Linked DNA regions of Mus musculus: all the other regions are linked to region 4. The links are chromatin loops, found by intact Hi-C in ENCODE. Cell type or tissue: heart. All regions are shown on one strand. Links, peaks and the distances in the headings refer to the core of each region. The heading gives the core; the rest is flanking DNA. Region 1 overlaps Itgb1 (integrin beta 1 (fibronectin receptor beta)). Region 2 has its middle 75 kb from the start of Gm32643. Region 3 overlaps Itgb1 (integrin beta 1 (fibronectin receptor beta)). Region 4 holds the start of Gm26002 (a small nuclear RNA gene).

Evidence for each region. Hi-C counts contacts between places; a loop is a spot of excess contacts. Peaks named below come from ENCODE experiments on the same cell type or tissue, not always from the same donor. Only the 100,000 strongest peaks of a DNase experiment are listed, where the experiment ranks them.
Region 1: it touches region 4 in a loop (6-fold over the local background); 15 of 42 quality-filtered maps call a loop at or near these places.
Region 2: it touches region 4 in a loop (2.8-fold over the local background); 4 of 42 quality-filtered maps call a loop at or near these places.
Region 3: it touches region 4 in a loop (6-fold over the local background); 27 of 42 quality-filtered maps call a loop at or near these places.

The regions. Positions count from the first base shown.
Region 1 is chr8:128,720,815-128,728,487 of GRCm38, reverse strand. It overlaps Itgb1 (integrin beta 1 (fibronectin receptor beta)), which reads right to left. Exons shown (of 16, transcript NM_010578.2): 12 at 5,866-6,104; 13 at 5,456-5,678; 14 at 4,060-4,292; 15 at 2,302-2,468. Among named protein-coding and RNA genes, the nearest start is that of Itgb1, 39 kb to the right of the region's middle. In heart, for the core only: a CTCF peak has its summit at 3,456 (motif pointing right); no DNase peak of the experiment used is centred there.
Region 2 is chr8:128,564,358-128,572,030 of GRCm38, reverse strand. No RefSeq gene overlaps it. Among named protein-coding and RNA genes, the nearest start is that of Gm32643, 75 kb to the right of the region's middle. In heart, for the core only: no CTCF peak of the experiment used is centred there; no DNase peak of the experiment used is centred there.
Region 3 is chr8:128,706,042-128,713,714 of GRCm38, reverse strand. It overlaps Itgb1 (integrin beta 1 (fibronectin receptor beta)), which reads right to left. Exons shown (of 16, transcript NM_010578.2): 3 at 6,556-6,641; 4 at 3,240-3,462; 5 at 337-507. Among named protein-coding and RNA genes, the nearest start is that of Itgb1, 24 kb to the right of the region's middle. In heart, for the core only: a CTCF peak has its summit at 4,228 (motif pointing right); a DNase peak (open chromatin) is centred at 4,254.
Region 4 is chr8:128,648,270-128,655,942 of GRCm38, reverse strand. Gm26002 (a small nuclear RNA gene) reads right to left here and starts at 4,946; the gene lies at 4,840-4,946. In heart, for the core only: CTCF peaks have their summits at 3,131 and 3,347 (motif pointing left); a DNase peak (open chromatin) is centred at 2,122; H3K27ac peaks cover 649 bases.

The DNA.
Region 1 (7,673 bases), core at 2,127-4,626, 72 kb before region 4:
TTCAGCTATGTGTCTGGTTTCTTCTCAGTTTCATAGATCTGACTTCCTCAGAGTTCAGGGTGAATTTCCTGCTCTTGGCTCTTTCCCAGAAGCCTCTCTCTCCCTCTCCCTCTCCCTCCCAAATATCCTACCTTCTATTTCCTGCTTCATGCAAACAGCTTTTTATTGACAGGTGATGCTTCCACACAGTGTGTAAGAGATTTTCTCTACACAATAGCATTACCCCAAATCACAACACTATGAAAATGGCCAGATCTGTAAAGTGTTCTATTTCTTCCTGACCAGGTAACCCTCTCCTAAAGAATGTGATTGCTAACCTGCTAATGGGTCCAGGGCAGAGGATAGGGACATAAGTGTTGGAATCCCATAGTCTGAACTTAAATCTCTTTTTACTAACTAGCTGTTTTTCTGCCTCAGTCTTCTCTTCTATAAAACAAGAATATAGTCCCCATTATTCTCGCAAATAACAAAAAATATAGGATATTAAGAACCATTCCTAAAACACGGGACTCTGTAGCTATTGCCAACATTGTCTCTGTTGACAGAAAATGGAGATAAGAAAACAGGAATTCTCCCAGGCTCTTCCAATCCATAGAAAATAATTTGGTGCTAAATGTAATCAGCCTTTTTATGGGAGTTTTAAGAGAGGCAAAAATGTCTGTGAGGTCAAGGCTAGCCTAGTGTACACAGCAAAATCCAAGATAGCCTGGGCTACATAGTAAGACTTTCTCTCAAGCAAAAATAAATAAATAAATAATAAGAATTGTTTGAAAGATAATAATAAAAATAAGCAGTTTTCAGTTTTAAACTTGAAAATCAGAACTAGTAAGAAACACAATGGTACTCTGTTTCTCAGTGGAATGGAATTCCCACATAATCAAGAACGAAAAAACTTTCAGAATCTTTCTAGAATGGGTAAAATGAATTGTAACTGTGACAGTACAAACTACACAACAGTCATTTACCCTTGGTTTTGCCATTTTGATTTCACACTCAATTTCACTGTTCAATTCAGGAATAATGTACCATGACCTTTGAACAGGACTGCATCAGAGATTGCATAGTAGACTGCAGCCAGCTGTCAGTTAAAATCCTCCCTGCTGAAGACTTAAGAGGAGCCTCAGAGAGGTAACAAAGCTCAGGGCTGCTCTACTTACTAAGCAAGTCTAGGGTAGATTGGGGCTCTGTGACTGCAAAGCATTCTTTTCTCTCCAACACAGGGGTGGCTTCTATACCTTATTATATGGTAAAGTCCTTCCAAGCACTAAGTTAACATATGAGAAAAGCCACACATAGCCATAAAAATAAAGCCAAACCCAAAAAAGAAAAAAAAGCAGTGGTGTTGAGACACACACATGGTGCAGTAAAAAAAAAGAGAGACAGAAATTCACATGCAAGGATAGAAAGTGAAAAGAAATACGAACGGAAACTCAGAGACCAGCTTTACGTCCATAGTTTGGATTCTTGAAATTATTAATAGGACTCTTGTAAATCGGATTTTCTTGCTAAAGTGAAAGAAATAGTTTCTAGTGATTTCATCAGAAAGAAAATTGGAATGTATAGTGTATTGACACTATAAACTGGAATTCTATTTCTATACTTCTGAAATTTCAAAACAAAACAAAACAAAACAAAAAACAACCTAACTGTAGTGTGTCAAAATGTAAATCTATAAGAGGCAACATTTATCCAACTACCTGACTCTATTCTGAAACCAGTGATCAGCACATACCAGTCAAAGCCTGTTTTTCTATTAAGCAAGTTTTTACAGAGATGCAATCTGAAGAGAGTAAAATATACATTAAGCTCAGGCTGAGTATTTCCAAATGTGCAAACACACCTAGAAATCATCTAAGAAGGCCTGTTGTAATCCCACCTTCTAGTCAGCCCTCCCCTCAGTCTAGCCTTAGAAATAACAATTTGGTTGTATATTCCAGAAACCATATGAAAAGAATCATGAGTGTATGGAGGGGAAGAGGAGCTCTAGTGTGGCCAGAGACACTGGTGGTATCATTTAAGATTCTCTTTTATATTAGACAAATGAGCTGAGGAGCATACTTAGAATCTGACCTACTAAAGAACTAAAACACAATGGCCACTATATATACAGAGTATCATATCCTCCTAAATTATTAATTGAATAGGAGGTTTCTTGTTTTCAGCAAATGCAACTTCTTTGGATTTTGAACTTTGGGGGAAATAAAATATTTAAAGAAGACTTTAAAGGTCAGCCTCACCATTAATAAGTTACATTTACTTCAGGAACCATCCTACTGCTCTCAGTAATGTTTCATAACTTACCGTGTCCCACTTGGCATTCATTTTCTCCTTTTCAAATTTAGCAAATTCCCTTCTGTCATGAATTATCATTAAAAGTTTCCAAATCAGCAGCAAGGCAAGGCCAATAAGAACAATTCCAGCAACCACGCCTGCTACAATTGGGATGATGTCGGGACCAGTAGGACAGTCTACAAATGAAAAGGTTAATCGTGAGCATAAAAAGACTGAGTATATACAAAGTTCACATGACCACAAAGAGTTGGATGGGATCTTACAAAATTAATAGTGCTGAACACTCAAGAGACTGCACTGTCCCAAAAACCTATTTAAAAGCTACTAAGTTCCAGGCTAGGTGTGGTGGCACATACCTTTAATCTCAAAATGGAGTTCTAGGAGTTTGAGGTCAGCCTGATCTACAAAGTGAGTTCCAGACCAGACAAGGTAAGACCCTGTCTCAAACAAAAAGAAGCTACTAGGCTCTAACAAGGGAGCTTAGAAGACAGTAGAAAATATGATCAGCAGGTCATTTATTTGGGGGTCATAAAATCTATTTCTTTAGCTAAAGACTGAAAAATGTTAAAAAAAAATCGTAACAGCATCAAAAATAATGAAAAGCTTATATATAATTAAAATATTTTTTCAAGATTATAAAGTACTAAGTAATGATAAAAGACAGTAGTAAAGATGATTGGCAGCCAGACATGGTAGTATAGGTTAGCATTCAAGTGGCAGAGGCTGCAAGATTGCCACAACTTCGAAGTAGCCTAATGTAGGTTGTTAGTTCCAGACTGGCCAAGGGCTACATGGTAAGACTGTCCTCAAGCAAATAAAAATGACTGGGGTAATTGGAGAAATCCATGGCACATGAAAAAAACCCTCTAACCCTAACCCTAACCCTCTGCCCACATACTAAATTAATTTTTAAAAAGACAGTATTTTATCAAGATGCATTTTCCCCAATTTAATCTGTAATCTATTGCCATGTCAATCAAAGTCTCATCATTAACACTGTAGAAATAAATCAGGAAGCCACTATTGCAACACCCTGGGTTCACTGCACACCACCACAAAAACAGCAATAAAGCCCCTGTGTTCAAAAATTGCTAAGGCAATGGAAAAACACAGAGGCACATACAACAGTATTCACAGTGCTCCTGTCTGGTGCTGCAGAACAATGCAGAGACCACAAGAGGGCTCAGTGGGTAAAGGCACTTGCTAACAAGACTGACCACATGTGTCTGATGCTCAGGAACCCATCCAGCAAAAGAGAAACAATTCCACAAAGTTGTCCTCTCTTTTTTCAAACACTAAAAGCATTTGTAAAAAGAAGTAAAAGTTGGAGCATTTCCTGTAACACTGAACAGACGTTTACCACATCCTCTAAAATGTGTCCATACCAGAAACCTGACAGAGTGACAAGGAAGGCTACTAGGAAAACAAAGGTGAAATGTGCTTAGTTTCCGGGAAGTTGAACAAATTCAACATTAATAATATCTTTAGGATATCTTCTTCCGGCTCCTAAAGCTGGATCAAGCTCAGATTTAAATAGCACCAACAGTATAGCATGGGTTCCATTTACATAAACTTGATTCCTTCCTTAGTTGTTATATAATTAGCCAAATTCTACTTTAAGCTTTGAGAAGAAAATATCCCAATATAAACCTAATATAAATAGTAAGATAAGAATACAGGCTGTTTCTGCCACCAGAACCCCAGCAATGACTCAGAATAAAAGCAAGGCATCATAAGAAACAATGCTAGGCATCCTCTGACTTCTACCTGGAGTCTCCACAACATGCACGATAGCTTCATTGTTGCCATTCACTGAATAGGTGAAATAGAACCAGCAGTCATCAATGTCCTTCTCCTTGCAATGGGTCACAGGATCGACCTGCACCGGCTGGGGCAACTTCTCCCTGCTTTCTACTTTGGTGAGATTGAAGTGGGAGCACTCCTGTGCACACGTGTCTTTCTTTTCTCCTTTATTGAAGGCTCTGCACTGAACACATTCTCTAAGACAGAAATTGTTACACTTAGCGTGTATTAAGATTAACTTTGCTTAGAATACTTCATGTGCTAAACTAATGGCCATACCAATCTAAGGGCAATATACATTCAGAGGAAATAGGCATTATGCTCCACATGAGATCCTGGTTTCCAGCAGCCTCAGCCAAGCCACGGCCACTAAGGCCAGCAACACTCTGGCTGGCAAACCTGTCAAAGAATAAAGGGGTAGGTAATAAATTCTCCAGACCCACCTTGGACTAAGTCCACTGGCAGTAGCAAAGCACCCAGGAAGCCTCTGGCTACAGAAGCTGCCTGAAGCATGTGCCCTCCACTGGAGGAATAAGGAGCTTCAGTAAAGGCCAGTGACTATGGGGCCTAGTAACACCAAGCCTTATCAAGAAGAGTTCACCCAACATCGGATTCACAAACCTTACTTCCTAGTCAGCTATGGGGACCTGCTCAGCATCCAGTACAGACCCTGGCATCCAGAGCACAGCTATGGTTGCTACACAGATGCCAATTAGGCCTACACTGTGAATCCTTTTTGTAAAGACACCAGCATGTCCATGACAAACCTCTAACAGGTATGTCTAAGACCAACAAGTAGCACATTGCAGACGTGGGGGACATATATTAAAATCTACTCTAAGCCCTTGGTGATAGCCCACACACACATACATACATTCACATGTATGCATATAAATCTTCACAACACAAAATTAAGATGTAGTTAATAAAACTGGACCTATGTCACATTAAATTTGTAACATAAAAACCACAATAACTTAAGCAGTATTGGTATAATAATTCACCTTCCATTCTCCTGAAGCAAAAGATAGCAACTAGACTAGAGAATATTCCTCTATGGTAGAGTTCATTGTTTTATCTCTACCACTAAACCTTAAAAACAGAGGATAGTATTGCCAACTAACAGCAAACTTATACAGTGATTTCAGATTAAAAACAAACAACAACAAAAAAAATAGTACAACTCTCATGGCACACTTCATTGTTACACAATTAAGAATTTTTAGGACATAAAAAATGGTACATAAAAGGCAGCAAATATTCTCTTTGAAGTATACTCTATCAGCACTCTCCTCTGGCTCTAGTGGTGTAGGGTCAGTAAAGTGAATGTGACTATGTGAAACACTTTGGCAGTACTTACTTATGCTCTGCACAGACGCCAAGGCAGGTCTGACATGTCTCACAAGTTGGCCCTTGAAACTTGGGATCTGTGCACTTACAAGCACCACATTCACAAATACCCCGGCCATTGCAGATCTGACCATTTGACGCTAGACATGGACCAGTGTCCAAAGAACAGTCACATGCACTGCCAGTGTAATTGGGATAGCATTCACAAACACGACACCTGCACACGCCATTGCCTGCAACGAAAAAGATCATTTCTCAAAACAATGGTAAAATGTATAATCACAGCAATTATTCACAAATTAAAAACAAGCCACAACATAGAAGAAAGCCCCTCCCCTTCTGTGTGTTAACCCAGAGACTCTCAGATATCTGATCTCATTAGAGGAACTATGTGTGTAGCTACTGCTGGTGCTTACCCACCTCCACAAATTAAGCCATTAGACCTATCACAGTTGAAGTTATCACACTCGCAGAATTTTCCAGAGTAAATTTCATTTGTATTATCTCTCTTCCTACACACACACTGTCCACAGACACATTCTCCATTGTTACTGCAGATTTCCGAACTGTTCTCTTTCCTGCAGTAAGCGTCCATGTCTTCACTGTTCACTTCATCTGTGCTACATTCACAGTGCCTCCCAACACGCCCCTCATTGCACCTGCAGAAAGATCCAAACACAGTCACATAAAACAAAAAGTGTAACAATTTCCTCACATTAGCAAAGTATCAAGTAGGGATGCTCACTCCACATGTACAAACATAAGATAAGTCCACTGTGTTTATATATACACACATGCAAGTAGCAACTCAAGTTCTTATAGAACATACAGGAGCCTTGGGGAAAATTTACCTTTAGCAAGGAACCACTCTGAGCAAAATGAAAGCATACTCCAGCAACAAACAACAAAACAACTAGAAAAATAGAAAAATAGACCAGGCTAACTTTGACCACAGAGTCTGCCTGCCTCTAGTTCCCAAATGCAGGGGAATAAAGGAATGTATCAATTTGCAGGGCTAGATTCTCAAATATTTTCAATTATATTATTGTTACAGACTACCTGCCACTAAATTTGAAGCAAGGGTCTGTTAGGATAAAAAATAGCAATGAATGCAACCCCAAAAGTTGAAAAATACATAAAGTACACAAACTGAAAATAGTACTAGCTTTAACTAAGGGTAAGTTTACTGCACAGATCTAGACTTCTAAAATATCCTACATATCTTGGAGCATGTTCTTGGACACTGGATAAACTGATTTTGCATATGCTAATCAAAAAGAAGACAAAGAATTTTTAAAAAATCCTTTTTGATAAAATGCTGTTTAAACAAAAAGATATCTTAATGTCTCAAGTTAAATATAACAGAAAAAACACAATATTTAAATCATTGCTTAAAATGGGCAATTAATAGTAAACATTAGCTATTCATTTTTCTTTGGGCCAATAAACAAAACCACTGTGATGTGAGACTGACATTTAGATTAAAAGGTTCTATTACTTTAAAGAAAAGGCTGTATTACAAACACAGTTTAGTTTTTAACATAAAAAGTAGCCAAGAAGTCTGGTGAAGGTAAAGGTACTTGTCACCAAACCTGACAACCTTAGGATTCACAAGGTAGACAGAGAACCAACTCTTACAACTGTTCTCACCACAAGCCTGTGCCAAGACACTAGGGTATACACACACACTCACATACACACATATACATACATACATACATACATACATACATAAATGTAAACTTTAAGTACTATTTTATTTTTATCCCAGAAATACAAAATTTAATCCTGGACATGGTAAACATTTTTCTTGTTAACTAAGTCACAGATAAAACTGTCATTTAACACTGAGAGTATTGAGTTCTGCCTATAACCCAAGTACTGAGACAGTAAGATCATAAATTTAGGGTCATCCAAAATAAAACAAAATTTAAAAAGTCACTGTGATGGTTTGTATATCCTTGGACCAGGGAGTGGCACCATCTGAAGGTGTGGCCTTGTTGGAATAGGTGTGACCTGGTTGGAATGGGTGTGTCGCTGTGGGTGTGGATATAAGATCCTCACCCCAGTTGCCTGGAAGTCAGTCTTCCACTAGAAGCCTTTGGATGAAGACATAGAACTCTCAGCTCCTCCTGCGCCATGCCTGCCGGGATACTGCCATGCTCTCACCTTGATGATAATGGACAGAACTTCTGACTGAACCTGTAAGCCAGCCCCAATTAAATGTT
Region 2 (7,673 bases), core at 2,985-5,484, 85 kb after region 4:
CACACACACACACACACACACACACAATGCCTGAAGGGCTTAGATTTTAAGGACTCTGAAAGGTAGTCAAGGAAATGTCATGCAGCTGCAGGGCTGTCCACAGAGTCCTGAGGCATAGGCCAGTCCTTAGGTGTGATAGTCCTGTTAGGGTTTTGCTGGGGACAGCCAGCAAGCTTCTGAATTGCCTGCTGCTAAAGCCACTGTAGCAACATCATTTGAGTTGTCGCTGATTTTCTAAGCCACAGAGAACCTGCCTTTCCAGATTGTCAAGACCATCAGTGCCTCCACATTAAGGAGCCCACACTATGCAGAAGGTGATGGACCTGGGAAGTCACAACTCAATCCTGTATGCCTGGATTCCTACTGCAGAGGTCTTAACATTTTTGTTTTGACAGGCCTAGGGATGGAATCCAGGGCCTCATGGTCCATGGTAGGCAAACACTCTATCACTGTACTACATTCTAGGCACAAAGCATAGCTTTTAATTAAACTCAGTGTTTCAGGTTGAACAGCGATTTTTCATCATTCTTAAAACTAAGTGAGCTAACAAGAGCCAAACATTTACCTTATAAAAGGAAAAGGACACAAAATGTGTAGCTGGTGGTGGTGGTGCTCACGAGCTCCTACGTGTTCCATCATGACTGGATTTGTTCTCTCTGATTGATCATCATTCTGGGAAGGTTTGGGTTTTAGCCTCAACCTTGACTCTGAATATCCCATTCTTGATTTTTTTTCCTTTTCTACCTCATGTGCATGTGTGAAGGAGACTTGAGGATTGTCATTTTTTTCTCTTTCTTCACTTTTTGTTTTACATTTTATTTATTATTTATTGTATATATGTCTATGCATGTGGAGATCAGAAGGCAAACTCGTGGGAGCTGTTCTCGCCTTTCACCATGCAGATCCTGGGCCTTGAATTCAGGCCCTCAGCCTTGGCAGCAGGCACCTTTAACCCACTGAAACATTTCTAGGCCCTTCCACCTTTATTTATTTATTTATTTATTTATTTATTTATTTGAGAAAGGTCTCTAACTGGTGGAGTGAACTGAGTTCCATATCTGCTTGTCTCTGTCTCCTCAGCATTGGCATTAAAGGTGTGCTGGCATGTTTGGCCATATATATATATATATATGTGTGTGTGTGTGTGTGTGTGTGTGTTTGTGTGTGTGTATACATATATATATATGAGATATGTATGATATTTTAAAAATCATATTTATTCCCTATTTTCCTTCTTTCTCCTTTCTACTCCCTCTGGACCCCTCCTTTCCATCCATATTCCCTTCTCCCATCTCTCATTTTAACCCTCTAAGTTTAACTGAGGTTGCTTGCACATGTATGGGTATGGGGTTATTTACTGGGTTAGGGGCAACTTAACAGTGGCTACACCACTGAAGAAAAGTTATTCTTCCCTTTCCCACCAGTCATTGACTGCTGATAGCATCTCAGCTGAAATGTTGTTAGCTAGATCTTGCTGGTCTTGTGTAGGTAATCTTCTCTCCTCTTTAAACCTCACTCAACCTAACCTTATTTGGGGTTTGCCTCAACGAGACAAGGTCTCCTGTGTTCCTGGCTGGCCTCAAAGTTTCTATGAAGCAGATGATGACCCTGTAATTCCTGACCTCCTCCTTCCAGTCCTGAGTGCTAAAATCACAGCACTATACCATCATGCTCAGCTTTGAATTCACTTCTTAATGCTTTTCCTGAATGTTTCTCACTGTTTCTCTGACACATGTGTGGACGCCCGACTCGCCAGCAAGGAAGACGCCACAACAGGATTCTTCTGCACACGTTTATTGGGAGAGCTTGATAGAGAAGGCGAAAGACCCCAAGCCCCAGAACTGGCACTGCTTATATAGGCCTAGGAGTGGCATGTCTATACCTGATTGGTTGTGCTTTCAGTACCTCATTTACATTCCCCGGGATGGGCTGTGATGTGGAGCGAAACCCTTATGCACATGTGCACATTGGTTGTTTACCCGAACTTATGGGCGGTGGCCAGCGGTAGCCAGCGCCATCTTGTAATGGTGTAAGTGGCTTTTCACATCTCCCTCTTTTTTATTATTATGGCCTAATCCAACGATCTAGTTGCTAGCCTCTTCAGCTCGCAACAATCAAGAAGGATCTCATTTTTGGCAGACCATGATCACCCTATCGCGTGCAATGGGCTTAGCCTCAGTGATGTGCAAGGGCTGATCAAGGAAATCGAGTCTTACTCATCCCAGTGCAATGGGTACACAGACTCGTGGGGTGCTAGAGCTAAGGACTCGAATGCCTATTATTTATGTAGCATGAATACTTCAGAGGAGGCCCCTTGTTCAATGGCCATGAGTGCTTGGGTGATGGCCACCTTGTCACGTTTCTGTTGAGATCTGAACTTGCAAACCAACCAAAGCATGAATACCAATCCACAGCATATGGCATCGCCAAAAAGAACAACTCCCACCCACTCCTTAAAGTAGGAAAATGCAGAAGTAAGCCAAGAGGTAAAATCGCCAACAGTGATGGGTTCTATTCGAGTTCCATTAAGGCTTAAAAATCTGGCATTAGATGTAAAGAATTGAGGAAACACTTGAATGCGTCAACGGCATGATTTTCAGGAACACAGAGCTCTTCAGTTCTCACTAGCGGGAGCATTCCCAGCCACAGGAACATCCATGTCCTCACGGCTCCACCTGCCCTGAATTGCTCTGGTCAGCTGCTCCGGGACCCACAGCTGTTGTTGATGATCCTAAGGAAACACAAACAGACCCTCTAGCCCAACCCAATTGAGAGCGCTCCTCTCTCACCTGATTCAGCGCCTCATTACCTCTCTGGAGTTCTGTGCCACATCTTTCTCTATCTTCTATGCAATTTCTCACCAACCTCCAGACCGACAAAACCCCTTTTGGTAAAACCCTCTGTTCCTCTGCAAACCTCAAGTCCCAATGGTGCTTGGTGCAACTTGTCCCCAAACCGTAAACCTTAACTTGTCCCAAAGTGGGAACCTTGTCCTTTCTTTTCCTTTCCTTTTTCTCCTTTCCTTTCCTTTTTCTTTTTGTCTTTTCTCCCTTTTCCTTCCCCTTCTCTTTTTCCTTTCCTTTTTTTTCCTTCCTTTCCTTCCTTCCTTTCCTTCCTTCCTTTCTTTTTCTAGTTTTTGTTTTCTGCATGCTCCTGCTCTCTCATCTTTCTCTGTTTCTGACATACATTCCTGATGTTCCTGTAACAGTCTCTGTCCCTCTTTTTTACACTTCTTATCCTGTATACAAGCCCTAATTAGTTTCCAAAGTGGATGAGTGCCTGGTTTCAGTTTCCTTTCCCAGCAAACACACTCGTGCCCTGGACGATGACAATTAAGGCAAAGCACAGAATCAGGACTACTATAAAGATGACTGGAATGAGACAAGCAACTGTTAAAGGATCTACTCCAAAGGGAAGCATACCTCTCAGAGACTTATATTATTCCTTCCCCGTGATGCAGTTCTAAATCCTCCCTGTAACAGAGGGTCTTCGCTCGTGCCTGAAGATGTTTCGTTCCCGGGGACTCGCCAGCAAGGAGGACACCACAACAGGATTCTTCTGCACACGTTTATTGGGAGAGCTTGATAGAGAAGGTGAAAGACCCCGAGCCCCAGAACTGGCACTGCTTACATAGGCCTAGGAGTGGCGTGTCTATACCTGATTGGTTGTGCTTTCAGTACCTCATTTACATTCCCCGGGATGGGCTGTGACGTGGCACGAAACCCTTATGCACATGTGCACATTGGTTGTTTACCCAAACTTACAGGTGGTGGCCAGCGGTAGCCAGCGCCATCTTGTAATGGCGTATGTGGCTTTCCACATGAGACACCATGTTTACCTGGATGCCACATCCCTCCTTATATTGCACTTTTCCTGTTTCACATCTTTCTCTTTCAGTCTTCTCCATCCTAAGCTCCTCAGACAACATCAAGGACATGAGGGTCTGCTGCAATAATAGTTGACTCAGAGAGGAAGCTAGGAAGGACAGAGGAACATTTTCCTCAGTGTGGGCAGAACATAGAGGATGAGGGATGGGAGTTTACAGGTGGAGAGGGAGACTGGGAAGATAAGAGTGCTCTTTGTTGTCAGATTGAGATCAAAGAGACTGCAAGTGAGAATCCTGGACCCCAGCCTCTGTAGGCCTGTAGAAGCGAAGGATTGCTGAATGTGTTTGTGCTGCTGTGGTCTATCAACCTGTGGGGTATATGAGTGGCTGGAGTTATTATTGTTGTGTTGGTGGTGGTGTGGATGTACATTGCTGTGGAATCAGCATACTTCAATTCAACAGCACACAGATAAAACACTCATAAAGTCTATATGCAGGTGATTTCTTTTCTTGTTCACAATTCAAACCAGTTTGCCATAGCAAGTTTGCTCTGTTGGTATCTATTGTCTGAAAATGTCAAGTTGCCTGCTTGAGTGTGGGTTTTTCTCTATAAGCACTCGTGTGTGTGTGGGTTCATATACATATGTGTTCATGTGTGTATGAAGGTCAGAAGACGGCATTGGATGCCATTTTTCAGGAGCTTTCCACTTTGTTTTTTAAAGTGAGGGGTGTTCTTAGGACGAGGGATCAATGATTAGGCTAGGGAAGCTGGCCAGTAAGCACCAGGGATCTATCTGACCACCTCCATCTCTCCAGTGCTGGGGTTCTAGGCTTGGGTCAGTACATTGGGCCTTGTGCACTCAAGGCAATCACTTCAACAAGTTTGCTATCTTCTCAGCCCTCTACAACTAACCTTTATTAAAAAAAAAGGCAAAGATGGTGGAATGCCATTTACAAAATTAGGGCATAAAAGAATTGTCTTTATTTTGGATACAAGTCTCACATTCTTTCCTGGGATCTACATTCTGGAAGATGCCTTCTACTTATAGTGGACATACAGAGAGATCCAACATGACAAGGAATTGGCATCCCTAGATAAAACTCAGAAACTCTTTAAACCTAGTAGTAACCGTAAGTGTGAGCTTGGAGGGAGGTGTCTCTTCTCAAGCCTTGTAGTGACTTGCTCAGCCAACACCTATGGGTTTGCAGGACCCCTTGGGTCAGAGAACCATCAATGGTCTGCCTACAAGATAACACGTGCTGGCTGCCTCCAGCTGCTAAGATTGAGTTATGGCATACCAGGAGATAATGATTTTACCTGTTAATGATGGACTGTGGAGTATAGTTAAGGTGTGTCCATGCAGTAGTATACCAGTCATTGAATGCGATGGTGATATAGAAATATATGTAGAAGATAGGAAGATATTTACAACATACGATTATTCAATAATAGTAGATTATCATTAGCCACCTGAGCTGTATGACTCATGGTACATGTAGATATTCTTTTATTTGGCTTTTGGGGATGGGGACTTACTATGTAGCCCTGTCTAGCCTCGTTGTGATCTTCATCCATCAGCCTCTCAAGTGCTTGATCCATGATACATATTTGTCAATATGCACTAAATATAGAACGTGGTATTTACAGACTGGAATATTTGTTATTTTATAATTTCCTTTAAAGCAAAAGGAGTTAGTCTGGGGTTGTAGCTCAGCAGAAAAGTTCCTGCATGGTATGTGCAAAGGCCTGGGTTCAATTTTTAGCACAGTAGCCAAAACCAAAGCAGAGGGGTTCTAGAACCTTACCTTCCCCCTTTGCGCATAGGGCAGACCTAAGTGTGACCCTGGGATCGTTATACTCAGAGGTGCCAGGACATCAGAGAATAGATTTCTAAGGCAACTAGGGCAAGGCTAGCATCATCTGCAAACTGAAAATTCCACAATGCAATGAATAACCACTTGCCTTCAATACTTATGGGGATTCTGGGGCACAGCCATTAATGCACATGGACATATCAGAATGCCATCAGATATCAATTTGCACCTGAAATAGTCCTCAGCTTCAGACAGGAAAGTTGAGTTGCTCACAGGATGGCTTTCAGATCTAAGCAGGTTGACCAGCAGGAAGAGATAGAGGCTGTCTGGGAGTATTTGGGAGTATTTGTTTCAGTATTTGGGAATCCAGGTGGGATAGTAAACTGATGCTTAACACAGTCCTCGGGATCTTTCAAAGACTATCCGTACCAGGCTGCTCAGAGTGAGACTCCGGAAGCAGTAGCTCTGGGTAAGATGAAGTCCATATGATAGCAGCATCCCTGTTCTGGTGGCAGACTCCCCATAGTAGTTTTCAGCCCCTGTAGGATTCATTCATGCCCCACTAAGGACACCCATTGCACTTCTGGAAACAGTTATGTTGAATAAAAGAAAAAAATCCTTCCTGAGAAATGTAGAATTTGCCTAAATTTTGGACCCTGTGCAAATGAAATGGCTCTGCAACTCAGAGGAAATGAAACCTTACATTCACTCCACAGATAAGAAGCAGCCACAGCCAAAAGGTTAAAACTTATTGTTAACTTGGCAGGATTAAGAATTGTCATGAGATAAACTTTGGGACATGCCTGTGAGGAAGTTCTAGCTTAAGTAAATTTAGTGGGAATATATACCCCATGGGCTGGGGTCCTAGACTGAAGGAAAAAGAGCTAAGGCTAGTATTCCTCTGTCTCTGCTTCCTGACTGTGGGTGTAGTGTGATGTAACTAGACTTCTTGGCTATTTTATTGTTTTTTTTTCCTTAACACCATTATCCCTTCCAACACCCCAATATTAGGTAGTTGATAAAGAGGGTTAGAGGGGAAGGAGGTTATAGATATCATTAGACTACTTCCTGCTGATTGGGGCAAATTTGATCTTCTTCATCAGGATATCCAATTTCTTCTTCGTGTCACTTTGCTCACAACCACTTGACAAACTGCAGCAGCAGGGGCTCTGGCATTTATATACCCTCTGAAGAGTCCTCAGAATTGCAAACACAAACTATCTTCAGATTGCAAAATCATACCCCTGCCAGAGCATGAAACAAATTATCTTAGCTGCACTGGACAATCTGAAGCATCCCCATAGCCCACATCTGGGATTCAAACAAAAAACATTCACATAACTTTTCTATGTTTTTAATGAAACCACAATCCTCAGTACAGTGTGACCAGCTGTTTCAGGATCCTGCTGCCATGCTTTAGCTCCATTATGGACTGTGCCCTTTTGAACTGTGAGACAAACTAAACTCCTCCCTCAAATTGTTTTTATCAGATATGTTGTCACAGCAATGTAAAAAAACTAAAAACAATGTACATTTTATTTGGCTCCTCCCAAACGCTCACAGGCTGTCTCCTATGAATAGCTGGAGCTCAGCCTGAATTTGTTCCTGGTTTGGCTAGTCAGTAGTAGTGAGACCTCCAAGTTCTCTGTTTTCCTGATTTGGGCTGAAGGTACTTGTTTCATAGCATGTTAGGAGGACTAAGTTCCAGCTATATTCATATCAGGATTCTTCCTGAAACAGTTAGTGAAGAGTGAGCAGGTCAGTCAATAGAGAATATCTTCACACAGGTACACATGTGTGTGCATATGTATGTGGAAGCCATAGGTCAATCTTGAGTGTCACTTCTTAAGAGTCATTGAGCTCAACAATTAAACAAGGATGCTGGCCAGTGAGTTCCATTGAAATCTAGCCCCAGCCCCATTGGGATTACAGGAACACCACCTTGTCTTTTTGTTACTATTGTTTCTTTTTAACGTGGATGCTGTGGATGGAAATCAGGTCCCTATGCTTGTGAAGCAAACACTCTATCAAC
Region 3 (7,673 bases), core at 3,171-5,670, 56 kb before region 4:
CTCTCACCAACTCTAAATGCACATCTTTTTCTAAAGCCCAGTATGGAGGCTGCAGGGACTGCACTGTGGGAAGAGCTCCTGCTGCATTAGCGTGAGGATAAGTTCAGATCCTAGCAGCCAGGTAAAAGGCCAGGCGTGCACATACACACCTTGCACCCCAGCACTGCTGCAGGAAAAGACAGGAAATTATAGGCCACAAACCTAGGTAAGTGATAAACTGTGTCTCACAGAAATGAGACACAAAGTGATAACATAAGACACTCAATAGCCTGCTCTGCACACATGCAGAACCACCCCTCAACACACACACACACAAAATGTTCCCAACATTCCTACCAATGCGGAAGTCTGAAGTAATCCTCCTCATTTCATTCATCAAATCCGTTCCAAGACTTTTCACATTCTCCAGATCATCTTTCATAGAGTAGGAGAGATCCATAAGGTAGTAGAGATCAATAGGGTAATCTTCAGCCCTCTTGAATTTTAATGTAAACTTCTGTGGTTCTCCTAATTAACAAGATTCAAAACTGAAATTAGATGGCCAGTAATCAAAATAAAATGAGAAAAAAAGTAAGTCCAATTTACATGTTCAATGATATAGTCTTAAGTGTATATTTTTTCCAAATCTAAGAATTTTGTTAGCGCCTCAACAGGCACACTTGATTTCGTTTAACCAACCATTTACAACTCCAAGACCTAAGGAGGCAAAAATGATGAAGGCAATGCCCTCTCCAGCAACCCACAAAATACAAATAATTCTGCTACAGTTTGGATCTGCCCATGTGTTGGTACTTTCAGGAGGCAGTGGGAAGTTTGAGAGGTAAGGACTAGCAGGAGGTTTGGGTTACCAGTGATGTGCCCTGGAGTCTATGGGACCTCCTTTCTGTCTTATCTCCCAGATGCCCCACCATGACATCTCACATCACCACAAGCTCAGAGCAACAGGCCACTCCGTCAGATGAAAACTTCTAAAACTATGGCCCAAAATAAGCTTTTCTTTTTACATGTATTTCAAGTAGTTGTTACTGTAACCACAAGGTGATTTACACAAAAACTTATGAGAAAATCAGAACACCATGAGTTTTGGCAGAATGAAAGGTACATTCTAGACAGGTAGAGATTAAAGTTAAGAGTGAAATGTTCTCTGTGTAAAGGCACTGCTACACAAAGGTGAGTAACGATCTAGTTTTACTTTAGAGTTGTAAAAGGAAGTTACAGAGGTGAAGCCATAATTACAAAAAGATCAAGAAAAAAAGATGAAGCCTAAACTGAAAAATGAGGAAGGCGAGAGAGGTAAAAGTTGTTACATGTTACTTACTTAAAAAGCACAGAGCTGGAAGGCAGCTTAGTGGTAGAGCATTTGCCCAGCACATGAGAGATCCTAAATTCTATCTCCAGTACCACAAAATAAAACACAAACATGGGAGAAAATGGAAGGTCTGCTTAGATGAAAAACGATCTTTTTTCCCTGACTTCCTGGCAGGCAGCTGGAGAACAGGTACAGAGCTAAACGGAAAAGCTTATGTCATTGCTGAATGATGATTTCCAATGATGATGAGAGGAAAACCAAGTCTTACCTAAATTTGCAGAAGGATGAAAGGAAGAAAACACAAAAAGGAAATTGGAAGCAATGGAAGGAACTGAGAAAAACCAGCAGTGACATGGACTCCTAAGTTTAAGAAGAGAGCCTCTTACAAGCTCCCCACAGTAGGAGTAACGACGAGGGGCTAGAGATGACTTAGAAGTTAAGAGCACTTGCTGCTTTTACGAGGACCCAGGTTCAACTCCTAACATATGTCAGCTCATAACCATACTTCAGTTCCAAGGGATCTGATAACTTCTGACCTCTGCAGGCACCAGGTACATACACGGTGCACATATGCATGTATTCATACAGGCAAAATGTGCATATAAAAAATAAGTAAACCTAAAAAATGTTTTTAAGTAATGATGATTAAAATAAAATGTGACTTAGGCAAATACATAATCAATGTCCTGATCAGGATCCTGCAGGTCAAAGAATGATAGTAGTATTCCACTACAGTATATGTACAAGAAGTCTGTACTAAGTACTTTTCCTGACATTGCAACTTAGGAGAAAGAAGATTTATTTTTGGCTCAGTTTCAAGAAGGTCACAGAAGTTAGAGCAGGACCAAGAGGGAACAGCACTCTATGTCTTGGCAACTCAGGAAACTAAAGCCCACCCCCAGAGACACACACTCTGCCAGTCAAGCCTCAGCAACTGAAGGCTCCACAGACTCCCAAAACAGCACTACAAGCCAAGAACAAAAGTCGGCATGCAGGAACCTAAGTGGGACATTTCACATTCAAACTATAACAATGTCTATTTCCTAGGCTGAAGTTTAGCCAGGCAGCAGTAACAGGATGGAAGGATGACAGGCAGAAAGAGGGCATGTTGTCTATTTCAGAGGTGGGATGGCCATGAGCACTTATAAAATCGTTAGTATTTAAATGGTACTAAACGATGTATGGATTAAAACTTAGCTTTTCACTGACTGCTCTTCCAGAGGTCCAGAGTTCAATTCCCAGCAACCACATGGTGGCTCAAACCATCTGTAATGGGATCCAATGCCCTCTTCTGGTACGTCTGAAGTCAGCTACAGTGTACTCATATACATTAAATAAATAAGTAAAACTTTGCTTTTATATTATGAAATTATACTAACAGATGGATGCTCTACCACTAAGCTGCCTTCCAGCTCTGTGCTTTTTAAGTAAATAACATGTAACAACTTTTACCTCTCTCGCCTTCCTCATTTTTCAGTTTAGGCTTCATCTTTTTTTCCTTGATCTTTTTGTAATTATGACTTCACCTCTGTAACTTCCTTTTACAACTCTAAAGTAAAACTAGATCGTTACTCACCTTTGTGTAGCAGTGCCTTTACACAGAGAACATTTCACTCTTAACTTTAATCTCTATCATTAAATTATTAAAAGTAATATGTCTTACAAAAATTGTGGCCAGGAATCAAAAGTGTGGCATACACCTTTAATCCCAGCATCTGGGAAGAGGAGACAAGCAGATCTCTGAGACTGAAGCCAACCTGGTCTACCGAGCAAGTTCCAGGACAGCAAAAAGCAACAAAAAGAGGTTATGTCCTCTAAAATTTAACTTATGCCCTATTTGGGGTACCAGTTCACCCAAATGAACCATCAAAAGACTGGGAAAAGGCTTGTATAAACTTGCTATGGAAAACTCAGGTAGGGATAGAGGTACCTGATCTCAATTTTAGAAGCAGCTGTTGTGGTTGGATCTGAGTAATGTCTTCTGGCCGGAGCTTCTCTGCCATCCCTTTGCTGCGATTGGTGACATTTTTATTTTTCTTTATAGTTTGAGAGCCTCTGGGATTCTCTATGTCACTTGGCTGGCAACCCTTCTTTTTCAAAGCTTCTAAATCATCACATCGTGCAGAAGTAGGCATTCCTTCTTGCAAAAATGTCTAAATGAAATATAAAATACATCAACAAAAAAAGTATAGCAAGTATTTTGATGTTTTTTACTGCATGTAAACAAATTACAAAAATCAAATGACTTAATCTAAGGTAGTTCGTTTCTAGCTTCTTAACAAAAATCCACAACGTGGTATGTGTGTGCTCTTACACAAAAACAAGTAAAACCAACTGAAAAAGTCCTATCTTTCCCCAGGCTTTATGCATATTTTAGAAGCCTCACCTTTCAAATTCAGAGTATGTCAATACTAACTACATCCTTCAGTGTTTGGCATACTTAGCAGCACCTAATTATGGATAAGCCCACACATTAGACAATATTATTTTCTCTTAGAAAAGTCCTTTGAAGGACTTCCCAGCAAAGCATTTTAAACAACTAGGCGTTTAAGAAAACCACATTAGCCTAAATACATCCCAATTAATAGTGTGTGTGTGTGTGTGTGTGTGTGTAAAGCATAGCATAAACTTTCCTGAATAAAAACTTTTTTGAGACAAGGTTTCTATGTGTAGTCCTGAAACTCTATATAGACCAGGCTATCCTCAAACTCAGACATCTGCCTGTTTCTGTCTTTCCAGTGCTGAGATTAAATGCATGTGCCATCACTGACGAGCTAAAAATCTTTTAAATGCTTGCTACTAAATCTTTTAAATGCTTGCTACTAAATGAGATATTTTTATTGTTTTTCTTAAATTGTATCTTATTTGTTTGAGTGTCTTGCCTGCATGGACATCCCTATACCGCATGTGTGCAGTACCCACAGAGGCCAGAAGAGGGTGTCAGACACCTTGTGACTGTAAGCCACGATGTGGGTGCTAAGAATAGGCACTAGAAGGGCAGACAATGCTTTTCTCACAACTTTCTCCCCAGATTTTTATATTTTACATTTGTGATGGTTTAAATATGTTTGGCCCAAGGAGTGGCACTATTAGGAAGTATATGGCCTTGTTGGGAGTAGGTATGGTCTTGTGAGAGGAAATATGTCATTGTAAGCATGGGTTTTAAGACCCTCATCTTAGCTCCCTGGGAGCCAATCTTCTCCTAGAAGCCTTCAGATGAAAATGTAGAACTCTCAGCCTACCTGGACACTGCCATGCTCCTGCCTGATACTGGACTGAATCTCTGAACCTAGAAGTCAGCTCCAATTAAATGTTGTCCTTAGAAGAGTTGCCTTGGTCATGGTGTCTGTTCACAGCAGTAAAACCCTAAGACAATCTTGAACTTTTTTAAAGGTCCTAATACTGTACGAATAAATACACAAAAACCCAAGGTGGGGATTGAGGAGATGGCTTAATGGGTAAAGTGCTTGCTTTGCAAACATGAGGACCTTAGTTTTGCTCCCTAGCACTGACAGAAAAGCTGCATAAGGTAGTGAACATCTGTAACCTGGGCCCACAATAATGGAGGACAAAAACAGTGGGTTCTCAGAACGGGGACCCAATGGTCAACCAATCTAGCTGAAATTGCAAGCCCGAGGTTCAATGAGGTTCAATGTAACAAAAAATAAGTTAAAAAGCAATAGGAGAAGATAACCTGTTGTTGCTCACTTTCAATGGACACATATGAATGTACATATACAGCACAAGACTAAGAACAGATAATGGCTGGTAAAAGTATATTTTTAGGCAAAAGTAACATAGCAAGAGTATCCACACAAAGAGACACCTGGAAAGAATGACCAGGATGAAAGGTCAAAACTGAAATCTGTTTGTTTATTTTTAAATCTCAAAATCCAACAAAGCACAAGATCTGAGGGAATCCTTTTCCTTCTGTTTGGGTTTGGGTGTTGTTGCTGTTGTTGTTTTTGTTGTTTGTTGTTTGTTGTTGTTGTTTCAAGACAGGGTTTCTCTGTGTAGCCTTGGCTGTCTTGGAACTCGCTTTGTCGACTAGGATGGCACTGAACTCACAGATATCGCCTGCTTCTGCCTCCTGAGTACTGGGACTAAAGACATGAGCCACGATGCCTGGCCCATTCCCAAATATTTGACCAATCAAGGAGCCTCATAACACCTAAATAAAATTCCACTGAACATATTCCACAAGATCCTTTAGTAATTGAGAAGTTATGCCCTAGATTTCAGAAGCTATAGTATTCAACTTTGACTAGCTAAGTCTCAACTATAGATAAACTATGGACCCATAAAATGAACGCTGTGTCAGCAGCTTCCAGATAAACAGAACTTCTGAAATGAACCCCTCTCTTTAATCCAGCATTTCTAACTGTAACAACTGGTAAAGCATGAGCTTATTCCTCATTTTCCAAAGAAGGAAGGCAAGAGCTTCCATTGGACTTTCCTAAATATCCCCAGTTTCACCCCAGTGCACCATTTGTAGTATAAAAAAATCTGAAATAAGACAAAAACTTCTCATTTTATATTTCACTTTGTCAGATCATGTTATGACAGGTTTACTTCAGAGGTTCTATTTATCTGGCAGCTGCTGGCACCAACAGCATTCATTTTTATGGGATCATTGTTTGAATCTATAGTTGAAACTTACCTAGTCAGAGTTGATCTTACAAGTCCAAACAGCTGAGTGAAGACATATACAAAGAACCTTTGACCTAACATAACCTCAAATTAATTCAATACAATTTTAGTAAGCATTATAGAAGGGACAAAGTACATTAATCTTTAAGCAAACTCTGAACTCAAATTTGCATATATTTCCTTTCACTGAAGTTAGTTAGGCTTTGAGCTTTCAAATTCCCACAACTTTCCCAGTTAGCTCTCTCTACCTCATAGTGTCAATCAGGATGTAAGCTTTTAACTACTGCCCCAGCTCCATGTCTGTCTGTCTGGGGCAATGCTCAAAGCCATGACGGCCATGGACTGACACTCTGCTTTGAGCCGCAAATTAAATGTTTTGTTTGTTTGTTTTATAAGTTACCTTAAGAATGGTTTTTTGTCACAACAAATAAAATTAACTAAGACAAGTATTTTGTCAAACAGCATAATTCTGACTACTATACACTATTCAATAAACATTAATTAAAATGGTATATCTTATCTGACACTTCCCAAGGACAAGGCTCTGAATAAGTCTAAAAATCAGAGAATAAATAGAACAGTATCAGAAATCTTACCGTATTTGTACACCACCCACAATTTGGCCCTGCTTGTATACATTCTCCGCAAGATTTGGCATTTGCTTTTAAACATCTATTTTTATCTGTTAGAAAAGAAACAAAAACACTGTACTTTTCAGTATCTTTAAAGTTTCAAAGGGAAAAAAATGAAAAGATCACAAGAAAAACAGAGACCAGGAATATGCAAATAAACATACATGTTAAAAATGAACAAATGCAGCCCAGTTACTAAGCTATACCAGGCTACTCCAAAGAAAACCTAATGACCTGGGGTCCCCTTGACACTGAGAACCACAAACGGCAATCATCTTGTCTTTTTGCATGACACACTAGTACTAATACCATTAGCCTAGCTACACACCATTAGACCATACTGTTGACACTGTAATTTCAGCACCTATTGTTCTGCGGGTTATAAATGTCCTGGTACTCTTATACCTAGGTCAGGTATTGCCTTTTCCTTATGACTGACAATCTCATGCCCATACCACATAAATGTCTTCAGGGCTTCCACTCCACTTTTAGTATGTTAAATAACTGCCAAGCCCATATTCATCCAACTCATAACCAATTGAGCTTTCATTTCTTTGACTCAATCTAGACTGGCACATTTTTACTTGTAGTAAATACTAGAAAGACTGTCTCCAGTTTTCTGATTAGAATATAAACTATGCTTGAAGTGAAAAATTTAAGATAACCACCCTACCAATTTTAGGTGTGTCCTCAGGATACAGTTTCTGGGGGCTGTAGATTTTATGTATCATTTCCTACTCAGTATCTTTCATCATTTTCACATGTCCATCTTGAGATGAGATAATTCTAATTATTTTATATACTATGCTTTTTTAAGACATAGACAGTAGAACAAGGGATGGTTATGGTTGTCAGAGAAATTTAAACTATCTTCAGCTTGTTACCTGCTCTTATAGATATGCTAATACAAGACTTCTTGATCACAGAACAAGAATTTCTTCTAGAAAGTAAACTTCTGAGTTTTCTTCCTCTTCTTCTTCTTCCTCCTCCTTCTTCCTTCTCTCTCTCTCTCTAGTTTTTTGGTTTTGTTTTTTTTCTTTTTGCCACTCCAAACATAGAGCTTTGACTGAACTATATTCCAA
Region 4 (7,673 bases), core at 1,870-4,369:
AGCTAAGAATATATTTCTTATAAGAAGTTCAAAAGCTTTACGTTATAACCACGGAATAGAGTGCTACAACCCCAGAGAGGATGGTGCAGACTTTATGCCTGGAAAGTGAGGGTGTATAGTGTGCCCATGTTAACAAAAATGACCAGTAGGAATAAACAGCAACACTTTAGAGCCTTTGTTACGTAGTCAAGTCTCTACCTCTTGGAACCTGCATATGATCACGGCACTTAGGAGATGTAGTCAGAGGTTCAGAAGTTCAAGACAGTGAGGTTGAGACCTGCCTGAGCTATAACAGACCCTGGCTCGAAAACCAAACCAAACAAAATTCAGATTTCTCCCTGTCAGCTAGGCTGCCTCAGGTGTGGCCTGTAACTGAGTTTGCTTTTTAATTTTTAGCAATGTATGTTAGTCATAGAGAATTTTGTTTAAGATCATAAGCTTTTCCTATTATTTTTATTTTAGATAGTCTCACTCTGTAGTCCATACTGACCTGGAACTTGCAATGTTTGATCCTCCTACCTTAGCCTTCTTGCTACAATAGACTTCAGCAACTCTCCAGCTGAGTGTTCTAATTATTTATATGGGGTTGGGGCAAGCAGGCTGGGCATATAGCTGCATGGTAGTGCACTTGCCTAGCACCTACCAGGACATGGATGCATTCTTGACCCTGGAAAAGATTAAAAAAAAAAAAAAAGGAAAGAAAATATAAAATATAGTAATGTCAACCTTTCATTTTTAAGGTGTGGAAAGCCTTTTGCATCAGTTCTCCCAAAATTTAGTAACTGTTTACCACCCTTCTGGCAATTGGGTTTTCTGGGTATGCTGACATTTGTGAGGTTCCCTTTTCTAGCCTGCCTTCATCATAGCCCCTATCAGTTAGTAGAATGCCTTCAGCCCAGAACTGACTTCCTCCTGACCCTGGGGCCCAGTCTCCTACAGATGGCAGCTGGCTCAGGCTTCTCTATCCGCTGCTTCTTCTCTTCCCGTTCAGTCTCCCCACCCCTCCCATCCCCCTTCCACCAGGCTGTTTTCTTTCTATATATGGTAATACTGCTCACTAGCATAAGCCACTAGCTTCCCGGGAAGGCTGGAAAGTGACATCACCCTAACATAAACTTTCTGACACTGGCTGCAGTCTTCTCTGTTACCAACTGGGAGGGTTATTGTTAAGGCAGCTGTAGCGATGCAAGCTCTGAGTACTGCTGAGAAGTAGCCAGCCTGACAGGCGCCTGCTGCACAGTAGTGAAGCTGCCATCGCAGCACCGCGCCGCGCCCTTATTCCAGCCAGTGTGCTAGTTCCTCCTGACCGCTCAGCCAGTAGCGGTATTTGCGAGGCTCTCAGGCCCACAGATGGAGGGTTTGTCCAGGGTCACGTGGCTTAGCTGTAAACATGGAATTGCACACACACACACACACACACACACACACACACACACACACACACACACACACACACACACACTCATACAAGGAGCAAGAGAGAGGAAGTTCCAGGATGTTGGAGAGTAGCGCAGAACCCAGCTGGTTAATTAGTCCCGGAATTAAAGCTTCCTCTGTTCCCTAGTGAGACTGACCCCAGAAAAGCAAAGGCCATTCGGAATCACCAAATCACAAGAAGCTTAAAGGAAATGCGTGTGACTAGGACGTCTTTTGAAAATGATCTCATCATCCTTGAAAATACTTTTCCTGGTTATTTGGTTTTAAAAAAAATGCTTAAACTGGCCCAATGAAACAAGCCTGTGTGGAATCCCAGTAGAGACTGAGCCAATGGAATCGCAAATTCAAGGCCAATCAACTTGGGCTATGGAGTTGAGTTCCAGGCCAACAAGAACTACTTAGTGAGACTGAAACTAAAAAGTGTAAAAAGAGACCTAGGAATGTAGCTCCATGGTAGTGTTTGCCTTGCCTGCACCAGTCAGTGCTGGGGAAAACAAAAACAAACCAAAACTTTGACAGGGAAACCAAGGCAGTTCTGAGGTTGGTAGAGCCCTCCCACAGGGCCTTTCAGCCTGATTTCCCTCTTCACTAGAATAGCCCTGCTGCCCTTCCCACCCAGATATGCCCTTACTCTGACAAGCAGAAGTTGATCATGACAGAGAGACAGCTCAGTCAGGAAAAGCACTTACTTGCCTTGCAAGCATGAGGACTTTATTCAGTCTGCAGTGCCCTGGTAAAGCTGTGTATGATGGCAGATGCCTGCAACCACAGGAAATGAAAACAGGGTTCCTGGGGCCAGCCAGCCTAGCCAAATTGATGAGCTTCGAGTTCAGTGAGAGATCCTGTCTCAAAACATAAGATGAGAGAGACCCCAACATCAACCTAAGCCCCCCATATATACGTGCATACACACGAGCACCTACACATATGCAGAGAAGCAAAGGTGACAGATTATTTACTGCACTATAACCAACCTGGCCTCATTTTATAACACCACAGTCATGGCCTTCATTATCTATTCCCTTCCAGAATTCCTTATTGGTGAAAACATAAAACTTAAGCTCAGCTGTCTTGCGCGCGCTCAACTGGCCAGGAAGAACAATGCTGCAACAGGATCCTTCTGCACACGTTTATTCAGTCCTGTTTCTTCTTGTTTATATCTCCCTTGTTTATATATCTCCCTTGTTTATATCTCCCCCCCCCCCCCCAACCCTGGGCCTCTCACTCTTTTATACTCTCAGTTCCCATCCACGCACAGCAGGCCACGCCACCTCACCAGGCACGCAGCTTCAGCTAATCAGGGCAGCAGGGGCATATCTCCATCAAAATGGATTCACCAGTATCCTGGTACACCTGCGCAGCTCTCAAGATGTTTGTGGCTTATATGAGGAAGTCAGGTGCAAGTCATACGACTTAGCTGCAGTCCCTGGCACCTTTGGGACTGCCGCCACACCTGCTCCTCACACAGCTGAAAAAAAATCAAGAACAAACCGTCTTTGTAAGAGTGTATGTATCTTGTCTTAAAAGTTTAAAATTCAGGGGCTAGAAAGATGACTCAGTGATTAAGACCACTGGCTGCTCTTCCAGAGTGACTCACAACCATCCATAATAGGATCTGAGGCCCTCTTCTGGTATGTCTGAAGACAGCAACAGTGTATTCGCATACATAAAATAAATATTTTTTATATTAAAAAAAGGTTAAAATTCCTGGTTTTCCTCAGTGTCATGAAGATATGAAGGTGTGTGGTAGAGATCCTGTGCCTTCTCTTATGTGAGGTCTCACCCTCATTTTCCCATACTGTGATTTATGTTGTTTTCTTTTTTCTTTTTCACCCCTTTTTCCCTTTTTTTTTTTCCTTTTCTTTTTTTGGAATGTGATCTAGAAGAAGTGGCTGTCTGCCCTCTAGTGTGCTTAGCTGGATTTGCATCTTGAAGGAACTAAAACTCAAGAGAGCTAGGCGCCAGCTAAAATGAGGCAAAGTTTACAGAGGACTGTCCTTTGCAAACTTAGAGTTACACAAACAAAACAAGATATCAAAAAGACATACCACTTAACATTTACTGCAAAATAAAGAGCAGAAGGTACGAAGGTTCCAGAAAGCCAGTTAGAGAATGTGAACTCTTTTTTGTCACATGGGCTCAAATTGAGTGATTGCCTCAGAACCCCTGTATTTGGCTAATTATTTGGTCTTTTAAGTTTCTTGTTGTTCAATGCCACGTGAATGCTGTGACTCTGGGAAGTGTCCAGCCCCAGCTTTCCCTACCTCTTCATGTTTTATTTCCTATCATTGCTTATCTTCGTTTATAGATGCTTGGTAATTTGCTTCTTCTTAGCTATGACTGACTGACTGCACCACACTCCTTCTGAGGTCCCCACAGGCTGATCTTGCTGATCCATTGCCGTTTAAACTGTGTGAAACTCCCTTCCTTCCCCACATTCTCACACAAATATGAGCAAATGGCCAAAGGATGATGTTGAGGTCTTCATTAATCACTCTCCACCTTATGTTTTGAGGCAGTGTCTCTCATTACCTGGGTAATCTGCACAGCTTGGCTTTCCTGCAGTCACTCCATGTTACTAAGTCTGTCTCATTGTTGCTAGTCCTGTCACCCCCAGTCAAAGTCTCCTACCCATCAGTATCCAACCTCTCCTTTATCTGCATTGCCTATAATTAGACTACTATAGAAAACGCTCTGTAGCTGAGTCTAGTGCAAATACCATCAAACAGTTGATGGTTACTCTACAGGCTTCTTCCTAATTTAGCACAAAATGTATTGTAAAAAACTCACCAGCTAGTGTTATTTACCTCTTCTCAGTCCCCTACATTTCTAGGAAGATAGTGCTTTCCTTAAGAAGGGTGTGCATTCATTTTAGTCACCCTCAGTTCATGGAAGAGGGAGCTGCTATTATTCTCTCTCTCTCTCTCTCTCTCTCTCTCTCCCTCCCTCCTTCTTTCTCCTTCTTTCTTTTCCTTCCTCCCTCCATTCTTCTCTCTGACAGGGTCTCCTGTAGCCAAAGCAGATTTCAAATTCTTTTTTTCCTTTTTTCTTTTTTATTAGATATTTTCCTCATTTACATTTCCCATGCTATCCCAAAAGTCCCCCATACCCTCCCCCTCCCACTCCCCTACCCACCCATTCCCACTTTTTGGCCCTGGCGTTCCCCTGTACTGGGGCATATAAAGTTTGCAAGTCCAATGGGCCTCTCTTTCCAGTAATGGCCGACTAGGCCATCTTTTGATACATATGCAGCTAGAGTCAAGAGCTCCGGGGTACTGGTTAGTTCATAATGTTGTTCCACCTATAGGGTTGCAGTTCCCTTTAGCTCCTTGGGTATTTTCTCTAGCTCCTCCATTGGGGGCCCTGTGATCCATCCATTAACTGATTGTGAGCATCCATTTAAAAAATATGGAACGCTTCACGAATTTGCGTGTCATCCTTGCACAGGGGCCATGCTAATCTTCTCTGTGTCATTCCATTTTTAGTATATGTGCTGCCGAAGCGAGCACAGATTTCAAATTCTTGGTGTATCCGAGAATGACTTTGAACTTCTGATCCTCCTGCTTCCACCTCCCAAATGCTGGGATTTCAGCTGTGTACCCACCACACCACATTTATCCACTGCCAGGAACAGAACCCTGCCCTTTAAGTAAGCACTGTACCAAGCTAAATCACTAGCACCTGTTGTTATTCCTGCTCTCTAACTGAGGATACTGAGGCCTGGAGCATCCATCACAGTGATAGGTCCAGGAGCTTAGCCCTTCCTTGCCCAGTGCTCTTTCCTGGCTCACTGTCATCAGACTGGCACAGAGAGAGTGCTGCGCAGAATCATTTATTTTTAGCTGGACATGTAGACACAAGCTACTGAGGACAACTAAAACCAGTGCTTGAGGGAGTGGCCTGGCAGCACATTTTTAATCAGGGTGTGTGGTTGTGCGCTGGCAATTTCAGTTCTTTCTGGGTGGTTATGCCACATATCTAGCCCACACCCATTTGTCCCTTTTGAAAACCACTAACTGATATTCTGGAAGATATGACATTCTTCTACACAGGCCTCTAATTAAAGACTGAGCTGCTTTGTTTACTCCTTCAGATTGCAAAGGGTGCAGATGCCTGCTCTGCTTTTCAGTCTGCCATAGGTGTCCTGGGGAACTAGGCTCAGCATGTAAGAGACTATGAAAAACAGCTGTCTGTCTGTCTGTCTGTCTGTCTGTCTGTCATCTATTGTAACATTGTCTTTTGTAGCCCAGAATGGTCTAGAATTCCCCACATAGTTAAATAGACCTTGAACTTCCAATTCTTCTGCTTCCACAGCCTGAGTGTGGATGCTGGGAATCCCAGACAAGCACCCCCATTCCAAGTTCATGTGATGCTGAGGAGTGAACCTAGGCTTCAAAGTACATGCCACCAATTCAGTCACATCTCCGTCCCTTTCCCAGTTGCTTTAAAAATCACTGGGAGTTATGTAATCCCTCCATCACGATGGATCCATTTTCTGTCCAATGTCTTGTGTTGCATTCACTTGTACAGAATAAATGCATCGAATCCTGCTGAAAGGACCTGAGTAGCCCAGTAGTAGGGCTCCTGACTAGAAGGCCCAAGGTCAAAGATGGGAACCTAGAACCAAAAACAAACAAGAAAATTCTCTGTGGAGGCGTGTGTTTTCTGGCACCTGGCTGGGACCCTGAAAGGTTGAATCTCAGGGAAGGATGACTGGGTAGGAAAGTGAAAATGTCATAGCCACATGGACTTAGGATTCAGGGGACCACATGAATGGCATCCAACCAAGTAACAGTTGCTTGTTCGAAGCTAACAAGAGTTGAAAGAGAATGATTATACATGTGCAATTGAACAAAAAAGCAGTACAGTACTCTGAACTGGTTCAAGAAAATGTATATATTGGTGATTCGAGACCCTTAAGGTAACCTAATCAGATTGGGCTGGAGACAGGGCAAGTCCCACTCTCATACTCAAGCCCACACCCATTCTTGACACCCTAGAATTACAGGCAGCCTGACTGCTGTCTTGTTCCATGAGTTTCATACCCCTATCCAGAGAAAGAGTGTTCCTGACACATAGCATAAGTTACAAGTGTCTGTTCCTCGAGCTTGGTCACAAAGCTTGGTCACAAAGCTAAGGTCACATATTAGCTAAGCCTACTCTCTTGAAGGGCAAGACATTCCCTTTCCATGGAAACCTTTGAGGTAGTCACACAGGACTGAAGCTTTTTACCTCAGATTATTGCAATGTGATATCTAATAGCTCCAGACAGCGCCTGCTCTGTGCCTGCTCTTGTCTGAAGGACAATTAGATTCGACTCAGTACCCCACCCCCAGTCTTTTTCTCTCTGTATTCCTCTCTCTCTTTCCCCACTTACCCTCCCTAGAAATCTAACAATAAATATATATCAAATGACTTTTATAATTATACATCCAATGAAATGATCACAAAGAGTCTAAAAGTCTCACCGGGCAGTGGTGGTGCACGCCTTTAATCCCAACACTTGGGAGTCAGAGGTAGAGGCAAGCGGATTTCTGAGTTTGAGGCCAGCCTGATCTACAAAGTGAGTTCCAGGACAGCTAGGGCAACACAGAGAAACCCTGTCAAAAAAATGTATGAGTCTAAAAGTCTCATGAAATATAAATTTTGTCAGAAATATTAACAAATTTAAAAGATTAGCATCCAGATGAGATAACAAAGGTTCATGATAATAGTGGCAGGAAGTTTAAAAATAAGCCTGTGACATGGCTCACAGATTGAAAGTTCAAGGCCATACTTGACTACATAGTGAAATTTCAGAGCACTTAGGACACATGAGCCCCTGTCTCAAAAGAAAAAGAACTATGACTCTTCTGCCTCCATCTCCAGTGTGCTAGAATTACAGACAATGGACCACCACACCTGGTCACCATTTAGATGCTGCTAGATATTGAACCCAGGGCATTGTACGTGATAGGCAAGCACTGACAACTGAGCTTATAGCAATAGATAATTGTTGTCTTGTCTGACACCCTTTTACTCTTTGTTGTTTTTGTTTTTCAAGACAGAGTTTCTCTGTGTAGCACCAATTGTCCTGGAATTCACTCTGTAGGCCAGGTTTGCCTCAAACTCAAAGATCCACCTGCCTTTCCTTTAAAGGCATGTGCCAACACCACCTAGTGACCCTTATTTGCTATTTTCAATTCAGGGAATTACAATGTTTCTGGACCTTCTCAGAACTACTGACTCATCTTGGA